2 separate regions of the Homo sapiens genome follow, and region 2 is linked to region 1. A link is an interaction called in ENCODE POLR2A ChIA-PET data of the cell type or tissue named here. Cell type or tissue: Panc1. All regions are shown on one strand.

The links. ChIA-PET counts read pairs that join two places held together with the same protein. Peaks named below come from ENCODE experiments on the same cell type or tissue, not always from the same donor. Only the 100,000 strongest peaks of a DNase experiment are listed, where the experiment ranks them.
Region 2: POLR2A ChIA-PET joins it to region 1 with 8 read pairs; 2 of 35 experiments call an interaction of 5 or more read pairs at or near these places.

The regions. Positions count from the first base shown.
Region 1 is chr6:40,710,040-40,718,039 of GRCh38, reverse strand. It overlaps LOC101929535 (a long non-coding RNA gene), which reads left to right and starts at 2,662. Exons shown (of 3, transcript NR_187731.1): 1 at 2,662-3,133; 2 at 3,642-3,744; 3 at 4,577-5,196. It overlaps LOC105375052 (a long non-coding RNA gene), which reads right to left and starts at 2,498. Exons shown (of 4, transcript XR_926789.2): 1 at 1,596-2,498. RefSeq lists an enhancer at 4,379-4,880. In Panc1, no CTCF peak of the experiment used is centred here; a DNase peak (open chromatin) is centred at 3,069.
Region 2 is chr6:40,394,150-40,402,149 of GRCh38, reverse strand. The region is part of intron 2 of LRFN2 (leucine rich repeat and fibronectin type III domain containing 2); the gene reads left to right. Among named protein-coding and RNA genes, the nearest start is that of TDRG1, 20 kb to the right of the region's middle. In Panc1, no CTCF peak of the experiment used is centred here; no DNase peak of the experiment used is centred here.

The DNA of each region.
Region 1 (8,000 bases):
TTCCGGATGAAATTCAGAATTTGGGTTCCCCTCAAGGAGGAAAACTCTTACAGTTAGTGCTATGCTATTGCTCCAAGGTCTCTGCAGGACTGGGCCTTAGGAACCAGGTGTTAGCCAGCCTGATCACTCACTCTGTTTTGGTTTCTCCCCTTCCCTGTTCCACTGTCCCATTCCTCTTTCAGTGCTTTCTTCACCTCCCAAATAAACGATATTGCACCCACATCATTGCCTCAGGCTCAGCTTCTGCAAGAATCCAAATTGAGATAGCATGATATTGCATAAAGACTCTGGGTTTTAGGATCATGTTCCAATGCTGACATGATTTAGCTGAAGGTTCTTGCCTTATTTCTTAGTCTATTTTCTGCTGCCATAACAGAATACCACAGACTGGGTAACTAAAATAGAAATTTATTTGGCTCATGGCTCTGGAGGCTGGAAAGTCCGAGAGCATGGCACTGGCATCTGGTAAAGGCCTTTGTGGTGTGTCATAACATTGTGGAAGACATCACATGGCAAGAAAGTGTGAGAGTGTATCAAACAGAGGGAGAACATTAGAATAGTGAACCCATCCTTTTTATCAGTAACTCACTGTCACAATAATGGCACTGATACATTCATGAGGGTGGATCTCTCATGGCCCAATCACCTCTTAAGTGACCCACCTCTTAATTCTGTCACAATGGCAATTAAATTTCTTTTCTTTCTTTTTTTTTTTTTGAGGTGGAGTTTTGCTCTTGTTGCCCAGACTGGAGTGCAATGGCACGTTCTCAGTTCACTGCAATCTCTGCCTCCTGGGTTCAAGTGATTCTCCTGCCTCAGCCTCCCAAGTAGCTGGGATTACAGGCATATGCCACCACGCCTGGCTAATTTCGTATTTTTAGTAGAGATGGGGTTTCACCATGTTGGCCAGGCTGGTCTCAAACTCCTGACCTCAGGTGATCCACCTGCCCTGGCATCCCAAAGTGCTGGGATTACGGGTGTGAGCCACTGCACCTGGCCAGGCAATTAAATTTCAATGTGAGTTTTGAAGGAGACATTCAAACCATAGTACTTCATAACCAATTTTGATAATAATTTTCGCATCTATGAATGGGGCTACTAAAAATTCCTTTCCTGCCCATCTTAGAGACTATGTTATGATAAGATTAAATGAGATAATGTGAGTAAAAACAATAACAACAAAAAAGCAAACCATAAATCAATATGTACATGTAAGGAGTTACCATTGTCATTAATATTTGATCTTGTACATTCAACTCTCACCATCAAAAGGCATTTTGGGAGTGGAGATTTCAGGGCCATCTTCCCTGGCACAGATTTGGCTGAGCCTGTCCACCAGCCTCTTTTCGTTCTTTGTGCACCTTTTGCACTGTGATCACTGAGGGCTCCCACTTATTCTTCACCTGGTTCCCTGACTTTGAAGTTATTTAAAGGAACTGTTATTACTGGCTTTGGAGTTCCTCACAAGGGGATTCTCAGATGCTTTTCCTGGATGTTTGACTTCAAATGTACATCTGACCTGCCATGCACTCTTTTCTTGTAATAAATAATTAATAATAAAATATAAATATATAATATAGATTATATACACTTACAGGATGCCTTTCCCTTTACATCTTTACATGACTTCTTTTTCTCTGCTAGTTAGCAATGCAGAGGGTTTTTTTTTTTTTTTCCTTTCCAGAAACCAGTCTTTTTGATCCTCAGCACACATTTTTTCCTGGCTTTCAATGAGGATTTTCTTTATTTTTTTAAAATAGTCTATGGGTTTCTTATGCTTTTAAAAATGTTATTTAAAACTTTCTTTTAACCATTCCTTTTGATTTTTTTTCTTCAACACATGCTCTCATTTTCTATATTTCTGTCTACAAGAAATGAGCAGTGGCATAATGGGTATTTTCGGCTTTCCCACCAGGGGATTAAACTTCAAGGTGCTGTGGTCTGAAGGAGGCAGAGCTTCACCCATAAATGTGTTTTGGCCAGTTCCTGCCTTTCCCTCTAGAAACACCCCTGCCTCTTCCCCACGCTGCAACCAGCAAGCCTCGTGCCTGTGACAGGGCCCTTATCTCCGTCACCACCGGGGACTCGCTGCACAATGCCACTTTATCACTTGCACCAGCTGCCTGAGCTCACTGCACCTCACCCTTAATTAATTACACCCTCTGCCGTAAGGAGCCATCTCCCTCCCGAAGACAGCCTTCAAGACCCGTCAGATGAAGAAGCAAAACCCTTTCATCTTTCCTGATGGCTCCTCTCTTTCTATGTCATTTTTTTCCCCTTCCTGCCAACACTGATTCTTTTGTAAATCTGCTTGTGCTCTTGGTCTAGAGCCATCCACGAGGCCTGGACTCCGCAGTGAAATCAAGCTCCAGGAAGCAGGGTGTGAGGCCCATTAAGTATGGCAGGGAGCAGAGGCAGGGTGTTTGGTCTTACGAGACTCCAGAGGCCAGTATTCAAAAATGGTCAGAGGGCATGGGAGCATGGGGCAAGGTGGTGTATGTGTCCCAGGTGGGGGGCGCAGTGACTGCTGGGGATCAGAGATAGGCTTCAGATATGGTTGTGAAGAATATTCCTCTGTGATATCATGTTTCACTGTTGTGTCATAGACAGTGAGAGACCCTGTCAACAGAGGCACAGGCAGCAATGGGTTCTGCAAATCATGACGCAGACAGCGACACTAACAGTGAGAAGCCTCAGCACAGAGTTGCACAGAGAGACTGCCTCTGCATTTGTGACACTGACAGCACAGACACCATAACTCCAGCCATGACAGGCTCTGCACACAGGGACCCAGGAAGTGAAGGGCACTGCAGACCATACCTCTGACTGTGACAGACCCCGAACATCCACAGAGACAGTAACATCAGCATTGACAGGCTCAGCAAACAGAGAAATAGGGAGGAATGGGCTCTGTCGACATCATAACACCAACAGACACAGGGACAAGTACTGCAAACAGTGACACAAACAGTACTAGCCTCTCCCAATAATACCAAGCTCTGCAAATAAAACTAAACTCCACAGAATGACAAACAGTGCCACGGTCTACAAATGGTGACACAGGCAATGACAAGCTTTGCAAACAGCTCCAAGCTCTGCAAATAATGACACACAGGGCCAAGCTCTGCAAACAGTGAGTGTAGTTGCACCTGGGGCATGGACAGCCAACCAAGGGCCACGCCTGCTTATTTCAAACACTGGCCCTGAGCACACCCACCTGCTATCACTGTCTCTAACACTCCCCATCTCCCTCCCACTCTCTCCACTGCTTCAAGTCTCCTTTCATTTGAAAATCCTTCACTTGACCCACTCTTCTTTCCTCTTATCTGTGGGTGTTCTGCCTTTCAGAGCTAAGCCTTTCCCATGAAGAACCAGGCCTAAGGCCTTCTGGAACCCACCCCCTTGGCACCCTGGGAAGACACGCCCTCCACCAGAACCCTCACCTTCATGCCCTGTGGTTTCTGTAGCTGAGCTGCCCACTCCCCCTCAGATTTCAGACTGACCTTCCTTACCCCTGGCTTCTGGAATCTGCCCCCATCTGCCTGAAATGGGGTGGGGAAGGGAAGGATGATCCCCAGACCATATGAAGCCATGTCTGCTCATCTCTGCTTCCTCCTTCACTATGACCCTGTGAGGTGCAGCGTGTGAGGAGACAGAAGCACACAGAGGAGAATTCACCTGCCAGGGCCATAGAAATCCTGCGCTGCTGTCCAGCACTGGGATTCGTGTCTGCCCAACTCTCAGGTGGATGAGTTACTATTACGGGTGACGTAGCAAAGCAGTTTGGTGTGCAGACCACAGGCAAGAACTGCTTGAATCCTGGCTCTGTGATCTGTGGGAAATATGTAACCTCTCGCCTCCTCAGTTTCCTCATCTGGAAAATGGGGATAATAATTATACTTATCTCAGAGTGTCTGAGTGAGAATTTAATGATACTTAAATGCCTAAAAGGGTTTTTTTGGAAGCTGCAACTGACCTGCTCAGCCCTGCTCTGGTCTCATTTCCTCAGCCTCCCCCCTGTCCCTGCTACTCCACACAGCCTCCTTGCTCTCTTCCAACCAGCTGGACCCCTCCTTGCGTGGGTGATACACGCTGTTCCCTGTGGAGTGAGCTTTCCCAGGTGTCCGCCCAGCTCACCCCTTCCCTCCTGCAGGTCTCCAGGCTCAAGTGTCACCTCCACAGAGAGACTTCCCTGACTGCCCTGGGTAAAGTGGCGCTTTCTCTAGCTCCGGCTCCCCTCAGCCTGCTTTAATTCTTCTTTTGTCACCACCTTTATTGCCGAGTCCTGTAGCCTCTGGGAGGACCGGGAGCTCAGGGGCATGGGTTGCAAATGTAAACAGGGCAATGCGGGGAAGCCAGCATCCGTGGGAGGAGAGGGAGCTGTGCTGTGGCTCCCTGAGGACTTGAAGCCAGGCCAGGAGGATGTCACTGGCTTTTCATAGGGATCCCTCACCTAGGCACGCCTCAGCTGAGGTGGCCTTTCCCCTCCAGCAGCCCTTTGGTAGGAACCGGGAGGCCTGCTGGCAGCAAGGGAGATGACATGCCTGAGCCTTGACACTGACACTTTTCCCCCCAGCAAACAGGCATGAGGGCTGGAAGAGGAGAAAACACAACTGGCTAGGAGAAGGCAACCTTCCCTGCTGTGGTGAGCAACAGTCGTGAGCTGTCAGCTCCTCTGGGACATCCTCTCCCTTTCAGTTCCCTGCCTGCAACACAGTTCTCCCTCTCTCCTGCCAGAGGAGGCTTGGGCTGGCAGAGAGAAGAGAAAGAATAACCAGAGAGGGACCAGGCAGAGGGGAGAAGAATCCAGCATGTGCTGGTGGCTTCGAACTACACTGAGCTCAGACACGCAGGCTCTGAGGCTGGAACAGTGCTTCCCTCTTGAGGCTTCCTCCAGGCAGGGCCCGCAGAAGCTGCCGCTGCACTCTCTGAATTCCAACACTCCAGATGTGCAGGGGGCCAGATGCACAAACCGAAGCCTAGAGCCCTGGGTTGAGATGCCTGGGCAACAGAGAGCAAGGACTCTGCCTCATTATGGGATGCAATAAGCAGGTAACTTCTTTCACTGAAAGACTGGATTCTCCTCCAGGTCTTGAGATGAGATCCTGGGTCTGCAGCAGGTCATCTGAGCATCAAACATAATATTAATCTTCTAGGTATCTTGACTGCTGTGTGCACAAATACTGTGCAGTCAGGAAAATGGCAGCTTAGTTACGTCCCAGTCCTGTTGTTGTGTGGGCTTTGCAGTCCCCTAAGTCCAGGCTTTGGGGGAGCTGCACTGTGCTATCCACAGATCCAGCCTCTTTCTGTCTCCTGTCCCTGCTCCCTGGCTGCACATCCAGGGAATCTTCCTTGAGGTGTGGTGAGTTGCTATACTACTCGTCTAGCATTTCCAGAACATGTTGGAGGGAATCAAAGCCTTCCTATAGAAACTAATGGGGACAGATTTCATACTCTGGAAGAGTGCTTTAAGCAAATGAATAAGCAAATACCAGGACATGGGAAAAAGCTAGAGGAAGCAAGAGATGAACAAAGCCTCTGTTGGATCGTATGGGGACTGGAAAACAGAGGCGTCAAGGCAGACCAGGATCATGGAGGTGACCCACCTGGTGATGCTGGTCCAGGGCACTGTGACTTTGTCAGTGAGAAGGCCTATTCATTCATTCACTGACTTGCCCACTCATTTATTCATTCAACTGAGCACCTGCCACGTGCCAGCATGGGGCAGCCCTGGGCCTTTGGATGAACAAGAGAGACATGAAACTCACAGTCCAATGGGACTGATTTCAAAGACCCCATGTTTCCTTCCGAGTTTGTGTGGTTTCTATATATTCAGCCCATACTGCACACTGTCAGGGCTGCTGATGAGAGAGTGGGCATCAGAGCAGCATGTGGAGTGGAGCTGTGTGGTTGTGGTCAGAGCCAGTAGCAACTAGGGTATTAAGGATTTAGAATGCCAACCCTGCATTCAGTTCTCTTTATAGATCCTTTTGGTCAACTTCATAAAGTCCGGAGTTAGGGAGCCCCTTTAGGTACAGATGTGCTCTTATCCCTGGAATGGGTAGATAGGGCATGGCTGTTATAGTCAGCTCCTGATATCCTAAATGGGCAGGGTCAGGGGGAGGTCCTGAACCCACCCCCTCCCAACAAACACACACACAATATTTACACACACAGACTCATACTGACATATGCAAACACACATATACAATTCACATACACTTATACTCTCACTCAGGGGCATGGGTTGCAACTGTAAACAGGGGAATGCAGGGAAGCCATACATGCACAGACTCATGTAGACACACATACAATTCACACACACATACATGCACACATTCACAGACACAGGACACACAAACATGTTCTGTCTCTTGCTCTCTGTCTTGCTTTATTTTTCTCCTGCAGACTGCTCCTTTCTGTCTGGCAGTGCTGCAGACAGGAGGCTTAAGAGAGTTAGGGTTAGGAGATGTTCTCTCTGGAGTCAGTTAGCCCTCAATCCTCCTGGGCTTTCTGCTGCTGACTAGCTGTGTATCCTTGGCTAATATTTCTGACCCTCATGTACCTGTTCTGATGAGTGAGGATGACATATCCACCGTCAAGATTTAAATGAGAGAAACAAGAACAAGCATGTGAAGTGGACAGGTGTCTGTCTTTGTGGCCAACCTCACTCTCTCCCTGTGTCTGGAGATTTCTCCCTATGTTGGGACCAGAGTGGGTGGCAGAGCCTACCTTCTACTATGGAAGACTTGGCTCTGCCATTCGGATGCACCTGCCCAAGACTCAAGGGGATCCTAAAGAATTATATCTGGTTGCTGCAACCATTTTAAGAGTTCTCAGGACAGCAGTGGCTGTGCTGCTAATTTGGTGGCCAGCATCCAGCTGGCAAGCTCCAGGCCTAGGGCCAGCCCAGCAGCAGTGGTGTTCAAATGTGGACCATTTTTGCAGCAGCATCACTTTGGGTGTTATTCTTGAGTGTGTAGCCCCAAACCTGGTATTTAGGCCCTTTAGAGAGTCTATGAGCAACCAAAGATGTTTTTAGTAAATTATTTTTAGGTTTAAATCAGCCAGAGTTGGTTTCTGTTGCTTGCAGCTCAGAGCCCGGTCTGCTAGAGTGTGTAAAGCATTTGGCCTGGTGCCCAGAACACACATAGCAGGTGCTCAATAAATGTTAGCCATTAGAGATGACATGCACACAGCTTCAGAGATAAATTGGAGAGGGCAGGATGGAGGGAGGGGGCTGTGAGAACAGGATGCAGCTGAAGCCCTCATGGCGGAAGTGATCCAATCTCCCCACCCTCAGTTTCTCCAGCCGCAGGGCCCCAGGAGACAGACGGGAAGCCTCTTTCCCTTTTCACTGGTTCTCTGTCACTTGCCTGCTTCCAGCCCAGTCAGGGTTGGGTTTATTTGCACAGCTCAGATTCCCAGGAGGAGTGGGAGTAGTAGGAAGGGCAGCAGGAGAGGCTGGACAGAAATCCAGATAAAAGGCTTTAAGTGGAAGCCCCATCAGAGCCTGCCAGATTCCCGGTACCAGTTTATTCCCTTTACTCCCCAAGTAAACGTGCCTATATCTGTTGCTTGGCTTCATCGTCTCCATTTCTGCTCAAACAAATCCCAGATCACTGAGCTTCAGAAAAGAAATACAGGAACACCAGGAAGCCCCTGAAGGCAGAGGACACACAGGGAGGACCATCGGCCAGAGCCTGTGGGATTAGTCTTCTGCCCTGCTCCAAAACCCCCTTAGGTACATGGGCCCTTTCTCTAACCCCTACCTTCCTCCATGGGAGATACATATTACCTTTACCCAGAGGGCTACATACAGTTATATGCCTTTTGAACTGCACAGAGGCATCAGCTGAAAGTAAAAGTGGGGTTCCTTGGATCCAGGCTGGGTCCGACTGGGGGAAGGAGCACCTTTGTACCTCCACAAGAGACTACATGCAAGACCATGCTTGTAGCACTATTGAGGGGCTTTGAGAGTTTATCACCATGTTACTAGT
Region 2 (8,000 bases), 320 kb after region 1:
GATGGAACAACACTCATCTCCTCTACTCCCTTGCAGCTCATGCATGAAAGCAAACAGGTCCCTTTGGGGCTCGCAGGAAGAGAGAGAATCTGGGAGTAAGGGCTGCTTGGCTTGGTTTAATGAGGCCATGTCATGTAGTCTGAGATCTCAAGGCTAACTAGAGAGGGTGGCAAGCCAGTGGTTCTGTGAAGAGCCAGTAATGAGGACACAGAGAGCCAGGGGTCGGGTAGGGGAAGCCTGATGTGGCCCTTCCAAATTAGTGCTGAGGCTCAACAGGCAGCCATGGTGCATCACTGATGGAGGGAGGAGAGGACAGAGCACCTAGAAAGGCGTGGTGCTAGTGGGGCAGAGGGGAGGCTGGAGGCTGGAGGAATTATGCAGATACAAGAGGTGGTATTTGTTGACAACTCCAGGAAGGCAAGGATTTCTTGTATAGACACCAGCACCAATGTCTTCCTCTTACACAAACACACATTCACCCTGTCTCTCACTCACATACCTACTAAATAGCAAATACTTCAGGCTCACTTCATCTAACCTGTGGGTGTCTGTTAGTCAGGGGAGGCAACTGCTGTTGCAAATAATTGCCATAATGTAAAGCCTCAAGCAGAATCAAATTTGATTTCTCACTTTCCTAACAGTCCAGAGCGGTGTGCCAGGTTATCAGGAGACCTTCCTTATGGGAGACTTAGGTACCCAGTACGTACCTCCCTCTAGGCCTTGTCATCCTGCCCAAGGGTCCAGCTGGCAGAAGGAAAAGGGAGTGTGGGGAAGGCACCCGAGCTACTGAAGACCTGGCCCAGAGATGGCACAGATCATCTGGCACAGATGACATCCTCCACATCCCTTTAGCCAGAAAGGGTCACATGGGCACACTAGCTGCAAGGGAGCCTGGAGAGTGTAGCCTAGACTGGAAGCCATGAGAGAGGGGGAGAGTGGGGTTTGGTAGTCATTCCACAGGCTCTTCCTGGAGGCTGAGGACCAGGTGGAAACTCCCACTCCATTCCCATTCCTATTCCTGAGGCCCAAATGCCTTTTCTGGGGGGTAAACTCTGTTCCATTAGAAAAGAGGAGCCTCAGCCTACAGAGAGAGGTCACATAGGAAGTCACCTCAGAAGTTTCAGAGGATGTGGGAGCCTCTGGGGGAGGTGGGGTTAGGGGGTTGGTTGAAAGAGGGGCAGAACAATGACTAACATTGCCTAGGACCAGGACCCCTTATTGCCACATACATGTAAACACCTACACTCTGGCACACACTCACAAATACCCACACATTCAGCTGACAAATGATACTTCTTAGACACACATCTTCTCACACACAGGCATACACACAATCACATACCCCAAACACATATGTATATGCACATCCATGAAAGGTTTTCAGGAGCCCTTGCAGTAAGCCTCAAGGATATAGAAAAACACCTCTCCAGGCCGGGTGTGTTGGCTCATGCCTGTAATCCCAGCACTTTAGGAGGCCAAGGTGGGTGGATCACTTGAGGTCAGGAGTTTGAGATCAGCCTGGCCAACATGGTGAAACCCCATCTCTACTAAAAATACAAAAATTAGCCAGGTATGGTGGTGCATGCCTGTAATCTCAGCTACTCAGGAGGCTGAGGCAGGAGAATTGCTTGAGCCTGGGAGGCAGAAGCTGCAGTGATCCAAGATCATGCCATTGCACTCCAGCCTGGGTGACAGACTAAGACTCCATCTCAAAAAAAAAAAAAAAAAGGAAAAGTACCTCTCCAGAAAGATGTCCTCAGAACCAGCCAGTGTCTGAGAGTCACCATTAACTAACCCTTGAATATTAGATAAGAATCCCTCACATATGTTTAGGCCCTAACATTTTGCAAAGCACTCTTGCACTCACTGCCTAACCGTAGGGTAAATATTTACTCAGCATTGACTCTAGGCCAGACATCGTGATCAGCAGTAGAAATACAAAGAGGAATAAGACACAGTTCCAGTCCTCAAGGGAAAGGTGTACATGAACGACCCCCAGGGCTTTAACAGGGGACTGTAAGAGTGGTTGTGGGAGGAGGGAGAGAAGAGATAGCTCTGATGAGGTCAGAGGTAATTTATGAGTCAGGCCTTAAAAGATGAGGTCACCCAGTGGAGAAAGATATGATGCTAAGGAAGAGGGACCACTGTGTGCAATGGGATCAAGTTGGCTTACTGGGGGAGTGATGAGTGATTCCGAGAAGCTGGTAAATTGTTTCCTAAAGCTGGAGTTTCACTAGATACAGCCAAGATGTGCTGCTGCTGACATGAAGTGATGATCATCTTTTCCCAAAGTGCAAGGAAATAAGTTAATAAATAGAATGTTTTCAACAATGTAAGGGTTATCTCCTTGTGTCATTCAGGATTCAGTCAGAAATAAAAGAACATTTTAGGTCTTTTGAAAGAGGGAATTCAGGCCAGGAGCCGTGGCTCACGCCTGTAATCCCAGCACTTTAGGAAGCCAAGGCGGGCGGATGGTCTGAGCTCAAGAGTTCAAGACCACCGTGGGCAACATGGTGAAACCCCGCCTCTACTCAAATACAAAAAATTAGCCAGGCTTGGTGGCGTGCACCTGTAGGCCCAGTTACTCAGGAGGCTGAAGCACAAGAATCGCTTGAGCCCCTGAGGCGGAGGTTGCAGTGAGCCGAGAGATCGCACCACTGTACTTCAGCTTGGGCTACAGAGTGAGACTGTGTCTCAAAAAAAAAAAAAAAGAAAAAAAAAAAGAAAAGAAAAAGAAAGAGAATTCAGTACAGGGTTTGGATTTCAGGGATGATGGAGCTGCTCAGAGGTCAACAACAGGTGGGGGCAGTGAGCATGGGAGCAGTGGGTGGGGGGCAGGACAGTGAGGCGCTATAGAGATTAGCAACAGCTGGGAGCCACCGCCACCCACCCATCCCCATCCAAGGCTGGAAGGACACAGGAGGAGATGGCATGACCAGTGACTAAGATCCTAATGTGTCTAGCAGGAGCTGGAACCCTGGCAGCTGGAATCACAGAGGAGATTCACTGACAGGGTGAAACCACTTGGAGACGAAAAAATAGAAGAGATACCTGGCTTCTCCCCTCTTCCGGCCCTCCAGTCTCTCTCTCCAGTGCCTCCATTGGCCAACTCCAACTGGCAGCCTGAGGGCTCAGAAACCTGGGAACAGACAAGGGAGCCTGGGAAATGTAGTTCCCCACAGGCAGAGGCAAGCAGGTGAAATGTGGAGAACAGATTCGAGAGCCCACAGTAGAATAACAGTATGTGCCTGTGATTTCATAGACCTCTAGTATCAGCCGTAGATTTGTGTGCTAGTGTTAAGCTGAATGAACAATGCCAAAATAATATTAACAGAAAAGGAAAGAAAAAGAAAAACAATCCAGAGGCAGCCACTTAGGCTTGTTTTGTGTTTCTTTGGTAAGTGCTTGGGGTTGCAGTTTCAAATTGTCTTTTAGAGTGTGTGAGCTTAATTAAATTTAACGCACTGGAGCAGTTTAACTTAAAATAGCAATTCATGTTTTCTGCTAACAGAGATGTTGGTAGTTTACATGATGGAAAGAAATCTCTCAGGATTTCAGGGACGTGTTTTTCATGGAGGTGCCCATGACTGACCTGATGGTTGAGCCATTTATTATCTATTGTCCCTCGGGATCCACTCTCCCCTCCTCCGCCTTGCCCTGCACTCTGGAAGCCTGACCTGCATGTGCCTGTGAACTCTGGCTTTCGGTTTGGTTCAGCCATGCAGAGCAGCAGCAGAAGGTCGGCGGCAGAGAAGAGTGAGGTCCGGCTACTTCTTTGTCCGGTGCCCACCCTGTAAGGTTGCCCCTGGCAGCTTCTGTTTCTCAACCAAATTCTCTAAACCAATGTGCCTCAATGGAGGGTGACTTTGCCCCCAGAGGACATTGGGCAATGCTTGGAGACATTTTAGCTTGTCACACTGTGGGTGTGTTCTGGCATCTGGTGGGTGGAGCCCAGGGGTGTCCTGGGATTGTCCTCCTACGATGCAGAGGTCAGCCCCACACAGCCAAGACATAGTCAGCCAAAGTGTCAACAGTGGTGAGGCTGAGAAAGCCTGCACTAGCCCAGGGCTCCTCAAGCTATTCATTGTGAAGGAGCAGCTTCGATTTTCCCCACTCTGTTGCAGGCCAGTGTTTTTGTAAGACTAGAACTAAGTTACCAGAAATAATCATCATGCACTTCAATGTGACAACCAATGCCAAATTGCTATAAAGCCTTAATTCCTACTCTTGACTTCTGTAGTGTCTGATCATGGAACAGGAACAAACAGTCCATGGGCCGGCATCCATCTGTGAGCCACACTACAAGCAGCACTGGCCTACATGCTTCTCTCTCCTGGGGATGAGGCAGACGTAACACCTCGGCTCTTGGCTGCTATTAGCTCTGGGTTCTTGCACATTCCCTTGTGATACCCTCTTGCCTCTTTACAACTAGCCCCTTGATAAATAAGATCTTTAATTATCCTTCTAGGAAGTGCCATCTGCCCATTCAGGGCCCGGCTGATTCTGCAGTGTTTTCCTACCTGGGCAAGTTTTTGAGAATGTGGGCAGCGTCAGAGGCTGTGTGGGTAGAAGGACAACAATGTGACAGCAGCCTGGTTTGGGAGCCCAGCTAAGGAGTTTGCACTGTCTCTTGTAGACCATAGTTAGTACTTGAAGCATCTCAGTGGGCAGGCGACACAGCCAGAGTTGTGTTTTAGGTGGAGCACTAGAGATGGTGTGGTGCTGAGAATGCACTTTCAGGGAGCAAAATTTGTGGCAGAGAGCCTGACTGGAGGCTGCTGAGTCCATCCTGACCAGAAATGGAGAGGCCTAAGCTAACACTGTATGTGGAGTTGGAAGGCAGAGGGTGTTCAGAAGGTAGAATCTACCAGCCAGAGTGATGGGTTGTGAGCAGGAGTGAAGGGGGAAATCCAGGCTCCCCAGCTATAGCTTGGAGGATCAGTGGATGGTTTTGTAGGGTTGGATGATGAGGTGGACAGGGGGACACAGGTCAGAGATGAATTCTATATCTTTCACTAGAGTGCCCATTTCACGTGGCTTTCTCATGCAATTTGTCTGTTGGTTGCCTGGAGGCAGAAGTGTCTTGCTTTTAAGAAGTGTGGGCTGTGGGATGCAATGGACCTGTTCTGGTCTCAGCCCCATCATTCCCCCAAGGGAAAGTTCAAACTGTTCAGCTTCCTCCTTCTCTAAACCGGAATAACTTCCTCAGAGGGTTGTAGGAGATTAAATGAGATAATGCGTGTAAACTTGCCAGGACAAGTAAGTGCTAGGCAAATACTGGTTATTATTGTTATTAGAAAAGGCAAACTTGACCTTGCCAGCCAGGGCTGTTTTGAGTTAGCTGGCTCTGGCTCTCCTTAAGTCACCCCAACTCCTCCTACCGCCAACACACACACACAGACGTACACACGCACACATACACACACACACACACACACACACACACACACACACACACACACAGAGCAGAGGAATCAGGAGCCGCCTTCCGCCTTTCTGCTCTTCATCCTAGCAGGCTTTTCCTGCTGGCCTTGTTTCTGATGGGCCAATTACAGTGCAAAACTGTTCCAGACCTGACCTTTCATCCCGGTTCCAGTGGCCCGCCAAGAATCAGCCTTGCCTTGTTACACCTCCATCAGCAGCACAGCCCAACCGCAGCTTCATCACATTAGGATGTGGCTTCATCACATTATGATTTTCTCTGAGTTGGGGAGCAAAGGTGAGTTGGGGAGACCAGGCAGGGTTCCTCACAAAGTTGCCCAGGAAGGGCAGGAAGACGGGGCAGTGTCCGAGAGGCAGCATGACCCAGGGGTCAGGTGCGGAGGCCCTGGAGCCAAACTGCCTGATTTAAATCCCAGCTCTGCCAACTTACTAGCTGGGCCTCCTTGGGCAGGTAGCTTAACCTTTCTGTGCCTCAGTTTCTTATCTGTTAAGTGGAAATGAGAATAACAATAATGGCCTCCCAACAATGTTAGGGAGTATTAAAAGAGTCTTAATCCCCTTAAATATCTCACAATAGTGCCTGGCACAGAGTAAGCCCTCATGTTAGCTGTTCTTCTTATTTTGTTGCTATTAGTAGTAGTACTAATAGTAGTACTAGTGTGATCTGCTTCCCAGGAGAAGGTGGCTAAATATTGAGAAGATTTCTGGGCTCGTGGTACATCTTTGGTGACCTGGGGTGGCTGTGTTCAATGCAATCATGAATGTGGAAACCTATGTTACACAACAGGTATTCAGTAAACAAGGATGTCCATCCACCTCTCAAGTGGACATGCTCTTATATCACTGTGGCCCAACAAAATGGTGGAATGCCGTGATTCAGAGCAGACTGACGGTGGCCTCCCTGGGATTTAATCCCAGCTCTGCCATGTTATCTTTGCATAACACTTCTGCACCTCTGTTTCCCCATCTGAAAAATCTGGATTATGATGGCAGCTGTGTCGGGGAGTTGCGGTAGGCCTAAGTGAGTTGGCATAGGGCACTTAGAGCATGGCGCACAGTTACCAGCTGGTGTTTGCTCTTGCTGTTGTCACTGTTCTGGGTGTGCTTAGCTCCTGCCATCTCAACTTACATCATTAGCCCTGAGGGGAAAGGAACGAGGCCCTGGAGGACTCAAGTGTCCCCTGCAGCATTGGCCACACAGGGCTCCTCAGGCCCTGCCCAGCAGATGGCCTAGCAGGCTGGCATCCTGTCAGTAGAGGAGCGTGAGTCACAGCAGGCTCTAAGCTGCTCCAGGGATGAAGGTGGTTGACCAGCCACAGGCCAGGGCGAACTTTTCACTGAAATGAGGAAAAATGCTTCCATGTCTGTCACACAGTGAGGAACAAGCCCAGACCGTGGACCCAGAAGCTAGTGTTAAAGGTCTCAACTGCTGCATACTAGCAGTCCCAGCTGTGTGACCTCAGGCAGATCACTTACCCTCTCTGAGTCTCAGCCATTTCTTCTCTGTGAAATGGGAGTACTGATCACTGCCTTTACAGGACTGTCATGATGCCCAGGTGAAACTGGCTCTGAAGTCTTCAGATAGACCTGTGGGGCTGGCTGCAGGGTCCTTGCTGGATCCACCTCTCCTAACCCCTCTGGCCTCTTCTGCCCCAAACACTGTGCTAAGGGTGGGGCTGTGTATTAGTCCATTTTCACGCTGCTGATAAAGACATACACGAGACTGGATAATTTACAAAAAAAAAAAAAAAAAGGAAAAGAAAAAGTTTAAATGGACTCACAGTTCCACATGGCTGGGGAGGCCTCACAATCATGGCAAAAGGTGAAAGGCACATCTCACCTGGTGGCAGACAAGAGAAGAGAGCTTGTGCAGGGAAACTCCCCTTTATAAAACCATCAGATCTCATGAGATTTGTTCACTGTCATGAGAATAGCTTGGGAAAGACCCACCCTCATGATTTAATTACCTCCCACCAGGTCCCTCCCACAACACCTGTGAATTGTAGGAGCTACAATTCAAGATGAGATTTGGGTGGGGACACAGCCAAACCATATCAGGTGGGCCTTGGGGGCTCAATTTCCTCCAGTGTGGCTTCCCCAGCAAAAGAGCAGGTGGGCAGGTGAGGAGGGAGGCAGCAGCCACTGGGGTTGCCCACTGACGGGATGTCAATATCTGTCTGTCAGTTCCAGTCCTCTGTGCATGGATCCCAGGTGGAAGTTTTCAGGCTTCAGTATTTCATATTTGAGATCTTAATTAAGTTGCCTAGCTCCAGGTTTGAGGGGTTGATGGGAACTGATAGAGCCCTTTCATTCTCAAGTAGTAGGGAATAGGAGAATGGGAGTGGAGGAACTACCAAGAAAGCTACACAGTGGTACCTTCAGGCCTGGGTATTTCTTTGGGAGTGTTTATGGAAGTGACACAGGCATCATCTCTGGAATCAGCAGAAGGCATGATACCTCAACAAGGGTCTTGGAGTTCAGGGTGTGCATCCAGGCTTAACAAGGTCACAAGGGTCCAGAGTTCAGGGTGAGGAGTTCCAGGCAGGAGAGGACCAGCC